Regions from separate parts of the Mus musculus genome. Here region 2 is linked to region 1. A link is a contact called in ENCODE Hi-C or POLR2A ChIA-PET data. All regions are on one chromosome and are shown on one strand. Each heading gives the region's core, a stretch centred on a gene start or an enhancer-like site at or near the end of the contact. The rest is flanking DNA. Distances are from core to core; before and after follow the strand shown.

Region 1 (3,586 bases), core at 68-2,567:
AAAACAAACTGCTACTTTCCGGTACTGTAAAATATGCTCAGGCACGTTGCTCCACTAGGCTTGAATTTAGTTGCTCTACTCATGACGTATCCCCTCAAACTCTCTGGTCTACAAACTAGAATAAGTAAATTTCCACTATAATCTACCTAAAGTAGACTCAGTGTTTTGTTTTGTTTTGTTTTGTTTTTTTAAAATCCCTTTAAAGCTTCCTTAAGGCGGAGATTGCTAGATCTCACCTCCAAATTCTGATTGGTTGAGTTTGAGGTGACATCTAGCAACCTGAAAAGGACCCCTGGAGGGAATTTTGGCATAGTAAGTCACCGAGGGGAGTTTAAGATACACAGGTCTCCTAGTGCTGAAGCCAGCCCCTACCTTCCGTGCCTGTGAAGCAGGTCGTGAGCGATCTGTGTTGAAACAGCACACACGTTAACTATGGATAAAGTGGGATAACGTATGGAAAAATATTTTTTTGTCAACTACAAAGTTGAATTCTTGGATCCACGATGGAAACCAGGATGGGGCAATAATTTGGAAGAACTTGTGACTACATTGTGACAATGTCCGCACTGGTGGGACCATTGTGCAGCACACTTAAGTGGAATGGGGACTGACCCATAGTAAGCCCTGCAACGTCTCAGAGCTCACCTATCCTCAAGATAGCGTTGACAAGTCGCCATCTTTTCCCAAGAACCACTTAACCCACGACAACGGTGGGTTTCCCCTTCAAAAGGAAGATTTCCACTCTCCCATGATGCACACCAACCCCTGGGCAATTCTACCTCTTTTCTGAGGCACTTCGGCCAAACCCGTCTCCATGATCACCACCTCTTCCATGCCCCTAAGGTCCTGCTCTTCTCGCGCAGTCAGCAGTCCACGGAGCCTCGAAGGACTTCTTCCCTCTTGGGCTCTGTAGAGAGTGTCGCTCAGATCACGTGGGACCTGGAAACCAGGGAAAGCATCCTGAATCTGAGTCCTCACCTGTCTGTTTCTGGCTCCTGGAGCTGTCCCCTAGGGGACTGAGTGCCTGAGAGGTAGAGGGCACAGACAACCCCTCCAGCTCCGTCCAGCTCTCCAGTATGCACCGGGGTCCTAGATGGCCCGTGGGGCGGGGAGGGAAGGGGACGAAGCTCAAGAACTACAAACTCCAGTCCTCCCTGGCAGAGAGCAACTACTGGACCACCGCCGAGGTAAAGCGAGGACCGCAGCATCCTACCAAGAAACTCACCTCCCATCCCAGGCCTGACAAAGGCTACGAACTTCTCCGCTTAGCTCTGAGTCGCGCATGCGTGACATTTTGCTGGGCAAATCCAGGAACTACAACTCCCAGAAGCACCTGCGCGCTGCCCGACCCCCTGTTTCTTGGCAGGTTGGGACCACGAGTGGCTCAGCGGCACAGCGGGATCTCTCCCTCTCGCGAGAGAAAAAGGTGCATCGTGCGTGGAATCCCGCAGTAACGGAAGGTTGGGACGTGGGAGACAAAGTCTCTCTCTCTCTGCACCTTTGTTTGCACAATTACATCTATGTAGCTTCAGCCCAAATTTCTTTACTGTTGGCATGTGTATATGGCTTTTAGCCATGGTTTGGCCTTCCCTAAAACCATCCTTTGACTTCAAACTATATGAAAGCTGTAGTTTTAGAGCAGGATCCATGTAGTACTCTCATCTATCCCAATGGACTTGTATTTCATCTATTTTGCAATCGTAAAAACGTATATGAGCAGAGCTGACAATATTGAGCCAGTTTCCACACACTTGAGCAGTAAGTTCTTTGCAAGGAAAAAAAAAGTTCATTTGTCGAAAAAGTTGGACTCTCAAGGGCCTGTGGTTAAGTTAAACCTACTTTAAAGTCACTTTTGCCAAACAGCCCCATCTCAGTGCGTGCATTTACTCTAGTGCACCATTTGCATATGCCAAAACCAGAATACACTCAACTTTTGATTCTCACCATCTAATCACCAGATCCTGTTCATTTCTCAGTTTCTACTCTGCTCTGGACCCTCTTCCACGGCTGTCATTGATCCTACACTCCCTGTCTCGTCCACCGCTTCTCCCTCTGTGACCATCATAATCTCTCCATATGAAGACATCCCATTTCCTCTACTTCCTTCATCCCCACTGGGTTCCTACTGGAGGTCCCATTGTGCTCCAGACTCATTAGATCCATTGGGAGAAAGAGACTCAGAGGGAGGCAATGGTCCTTGGTAATCTATGTCTTCTTTTCCCACTTCAGATCTGTACAGCTGCAAAACCTCCAATTCCTTTTCTCTGAAAAACTTCAAACTCTGACTTTTCCTCTAGAATCTGTCTGCTGTTCCTTTGGTCTCACTTGGGATGATTGTCAACAACTCCTTACAACTCTGTTTACTTCAGTGTAACATGAACAAGGAAAGTATTAGGGCAAAGAAGGCTGTTTGTCCTTGGCTGCTGGTACAGGTGGAAGTGGAGAAGCTTCAAATTTTTGAAGAAGCCTTCCCATGCAAATGTGCTGAGTGGGACCCTGATAAATTCACCAGCTCTCAAGACTTAGGCCCTTTTCACAGCTATTTATGTCTGGGATTTGGGGTTCAGTTTGAAAACCCACTAACTTGTCTAAGACCACTGTAGTTATCTGGGGACTGGAGGAATCTCCTGGGGTGCTACTCAAGTGATTACAGGAAAGTTTCCAAATTTGCATGCCTTTTGGCCACTCCCTCCAGAGAATATTAAATTTGGCCTTTTCTTAATTAGTAATTGATGAGGGAAGGCCTAGCCCATTGTGGATGGTCCCATCCCTGGGCTGGTGGTTCTGGGTTCTACAAGGAAACAGGCTGAGCAAGCCAATAGACATCACCCCTCCATGGCCTCTGCATAAGCTCCTGCCTCTAGGTTCCTGCCTTTTTGGAGTTCCAGTCTTGATTTCCTTTGATGATCAACAGTGATATGGAAATATAAGCCAAAATAAACAAACAAACCCTTTTCTCCCCAACTTGCTTGTTGGTCCTCATGTTTTGTCACAGCAGTAGAAACTCTAAGACAGCGGGTCACATGTGGTTTATGTAATAATGATGAATTACTTAGGCCTAGCCCTCTTCCATCTCAACATTTTTTTGCAGTCTCTTGATGTTTACTCTCTTTAAACCTTGTGTGCATGTATGTGTGTATGAGCATGTCTGAGCATGGCATGTGTGTGCATATATGTGCGTGTGTGCATAGATATGCACGTGTGTGTGTGTATCTGCGCATGCATGTGCATGTTAGGAAGCTATAGGAAATCTCTGGAAAATGTACATAATTCAAGGTAACAGGAGAACATAATATAATTGACTTAGGTGGCAACCTTAGGACTAATTAAGGTGAGTTTTGGGGGGACTATGGCAGCAGGAGAGAAGAGACAATTTCTAAAGCATGCCCTCAGTTGTGGTAAAGTTAACATAAGGGAGGAGGGGCTGGATATTAAAATCCAGGGAAATCTGCAGTGGGTCAGAGGGTACAAACAATCACCACGCCTATATCCCATCTGTTCATTCACCATCTGGAATCTCCCCAGCACCTGATAGGCTCATCATGTTAAAATTACCTGATCAATACCTATGTTCTCCAATAGGCTA
Region 2 (3,546 bases), core at 226-2,725, 90 kb after region 1:
CTCACTGGTGGATATGCTCACAGAAGGGCTCAGGATCTGGACAAAGAGTACAGTCCCTACATAGAGGCTCAACACCCCAGGCAGACTTTCCCCGTCATTAAGTTCCAGTTCTTGAGGGTGAGGGGAGATAGGGGCAAGGCAGGAGGACAGAGCATCTAGTCAGTTGGTACTAGGAGGCAACACCCTGTTTCAAAAGCAAGCAAAGAACCCCCCCCCCAACACACACACACCAGTCCTCCAAAAAGGAAGACAAAAATCCTAACAAGTGGGAAATTCACTTTCTTGTCAAATGCTCTATATCTTAAAATATGGTAGTGAATTCAAATTGCATTCATATAAAAAGTGAGAACCAAAAAAATTTTTTTTCCACACAACCTCACAACACAGGGTGGGCCACCAAAATCTTTGTCCAAGCAGGTTAGGACATAGGTCATTTGTCCAGCTTCACACGAAGATGCGCAATTACCTTGCCTGCTTTCTCTTTTTTGGGAACTAGGTCCATGTTTCTTCATTATTGTAACACTGGGTTTGACATAGTCCTGGCAAAGAACCAGATAAAACCCCGGGTTCTGTGAAGAGTCCCTTCAGTTAAGAAAAGGTGAGAGGGACATTGCATGAGCCTCCAACAGTCTGACATAGTTGAGCAAACAGAATATCTCTATCATTACAGTTGCAAAGATGGCTTTAAACTCTCTGAATTTGTCTCGAAAAACCAAAAAAAAAAAAAAAAAAAATCTCTGAATTTTAGGTCTAGGCATGATCATGCCATCAGCAGGTGACTTAAAACAGTAATAAAAGCAAATTTGTGCCACTTTACTAAATGCTCTGTAAAGCCATCACCGTCCTTCCCACTTTACAGCCGAGGAAGGATGTACATAGAGATTGGTTATATAATTGGTACATGGAGGGCAGAGGCGCGATACTGGCCTCTCTTCTTGTTCTGAGGTTATGCCCCTTACAGCAGTACCCTCACTGCTTACGCTAGTCTTCTTGTCTCTTTCTTACTCGGTTTTTTTTTTTTTAATTTCTTTCCAAGGACACATTTATTTCTCAATTTTCTTTAACATTTAAATCGCTTAAGAAAGACTATACTAAAATACAATACATTTACAAGGTTAAATTATAAAGCTCCGCCTCTCTCAGGGCGTCCCTGCTGGTGGTAATGACTCACAGTTTGTACTTCTTTGGTAGCAAAAAACATTTTCCATTCATAACCCAAGAAACTTCGCTTTAGAACCCATTAAGTTAGCCAGTTTATTCCCAAGCGTTTTGCTTTTCCTTAGAAGTGCAGCCCTTGCCCCTGCTCACGCTTGCCCCGCCCACCTCCACCTCAGCCCCTACAGAGTCTCTGCGTCAAGGCCCCGCCCACACACCCCGCCTCCTACCGCCCGCGTCCGTCGCGTGGACCAGCTCTTTCCGCCCCGCCCACTATGGAGCCCCGCCCCAAGGTATGGACCCGCCTATCGCCTTCCGGTCTCTGGAGTTGCGCCCTCCCACCAAGTGGCTTCCTGGTGCGCTTGTGACGTCGGCTGTAGAGCTGGATCGCGTGGCAGCTTTGCTGTCGTGGCTCTCGGAAGTGGGGGGCGGGTTGGCGCAGGGTCGTCATGTTGTCGCAGGTGAGGGATGGCGGCCGAGCGCCGGTAGCCGGTGCTTGAGTTGGGGCTGGGGGTCTTGCCCAGTCGCCCGAGGCTGTTGGGTCCGTGTGCCCGCCCACTGCCTGAGCTGTAGGAACTGCAGGTGGGTGGGTAGGAGGGCCAGCCCCGGGCAAATTGTCGCTAGAGGGTTTGTGGACTGTGAGGGATAGGGTGCACCGGCGACCCCGGAGGCACAGAGGCCTCCTGTCAGCGGGTGTGGAGCACACTCGCTGCAGGATCTCTGGGTGTGAGGTCGGGGGTAACCCGTCTTCCCATAGCCTGCCCGGATGAGGGGAATGGCCTGTAGGGCCCTGATACACAAGTTCAGGGCGATCCTGTAGGGAGAGATTGCCAGAGCCTTGGGTTCCAGTGTTACTACGCTGTACACAGATAATCACGATGGTTATCGCCTTTGTACCCGTAGAGGTCGATGTAGCCAATTGTCCTTCGGCCAGAGATTAGTACATGTAATATATTTTCTTCCTTTAAAATTTTACTGTGAAGCTGGGCGTGGTGGCGCACGCCTTTAATCCCAGCACTCGGGAGGCAGAGGCAGGTGGATTTCTGAGTTCGAGACCAGCCTGATCTACAGAGTGAGTTCCAGGACAGCCAGGGCTATACAGAGATATACAGGCTATACAGAGAACCCTGTCTCGAAAAACCAAAAAAACAAAACAAAAAAACAAAAAAAATTTTTTTTTTACTGTGAACTCCCATGTAGATTGTGTCACACGGGTTTCATTGTCAGGTTGGGATGTTCAAGGAGATGGGATCTGCAAAGGGCAGGATGGCTGGGGGTGGGGGTTGGGATGGGGAGAGGTTAGGTTGGGGAACAACATATTTTCAGATCATAATAATAAAGACATAGTGACATACCAAGTGTCTCAGGATGGGCCAACTAGAATCTGTGATAAGAAAAGTCTACTTTGTGGAAATGTGGAGTAGAAAAAATTCATTGATGGTTTCAGCTCAGCTCTGAAGGTGCATTTAGATCCGCTTCTTCCTACTCCTAGGTCTGTGACCATAAGTCCTTCCACCTGTTGGGCATTTGACATTTTTTATAGTCATTACCTTCCTTCCCCCAGGCAACCTGTGCATTAAAATTTCTCTGCAGACTTAAACATCTGTTCCCTTGTGGTTTTTGTGTTTTTTGGTTGTTTTTTTTTTTTGTTGTTGTTGTTTTTTGTCTGATAATTTTCTTTCTTATTACCTAGAAGCAGCCCCTCCCCCTGGTATTTTCATACCAACCCCCTCCCTGCATCTTTGCTAATCACCCACAGGTTCTTCTGTGGATCCTGTGTACTCCACTGTTGGGTTACAGCTGGTTTACCTTTGTTCACTGGGAAGCATTCATGAGTTGCACTGTTGGTAGCCTTCCATTGTTCCCTCCCCTTCCCCGCCCCTCACAAAATCTTGTTGGTGTTAGCTCAAAGCCATGCTTTAATTTCTTCTTTTTTTTTCACCCTTCTCCAACTGATTATAACTGTCTTGACTCAGTCTTTCAAGTGCTGGCATTACAGGCAGAAGGGGCCACAAGTGTACTCTATAATCTTAAAAAAGTAAAAACTCTCCATATAACATCTTGGATGTCTCTCCATTCATTGTCCTTAAAACCCGTGTGCATACTTGGAATTCGGTCTCATCCATTCTAGTTGGAAGTTCTCCATTCCCTGCCGCTCTGTATCCGTTGTTCTTGCCTTTTTCCATTACTTACACCCCAACCTGTTCTTAGGAGTTCACAGAAGGGTGTTAGAAACCCAGCAGTCTTTTAGGAGTCATCTTAGCAGTAGCATTCTTCAGGCGTTGGGATCCTCCTGGGAGCACTTTATCCCTCTTCCAGGATCATCGATTTGGTGTGAGAGGTTTTATATATTAATTAGAAAGAGCTACTTGAAAGAATAGGAAGAAAATG

What was found. Hi-C counts contacts between places; a loop is a spot of excess contacts on that map. ChIA-PET counts read pairs that join two places held with the same protein, here RNA polymerase II (POLR2A).
Region 2: a loop to region 1 is called in a map of left cerebral cortex, with 8 times the contacts of the local background. The contact joins the promoter of Tvp23b here to the promoter of Zfp286 in region 1. A Hi-C loop is called at or near these places in 1 of 37 maps with a recorded cell type or tissue (left cerebral cortex). POLR2A ChIA-PET finds 5 or more read pairs at or near these places in 3 of 5 experiments (all embryonic stem cell).

What each region holds. Positions count from the first base shown.
Region 1 is chr11:62,788,151-62,791,736 of GRCm38, forward strand. Zfp286 (zinc finger protein 286) reads right to left here and starts at 1,318. Exons shown (of 6, transcript NM_138949.4): 1 at 1,226-1,318; 2 at 780-939. The coding sequence starts at 834.
Region 2 is chr11:62,877,980-62,881,525 of GRCm38, forward strand. Tvp23b (trans-golgi network vesicle protein 23B) reads left to right here and starts at 1,476. Exons shown (of 7, transcript NM_026210.5): 1 at 1,476-1,616. The coding sequence starts at 1,605.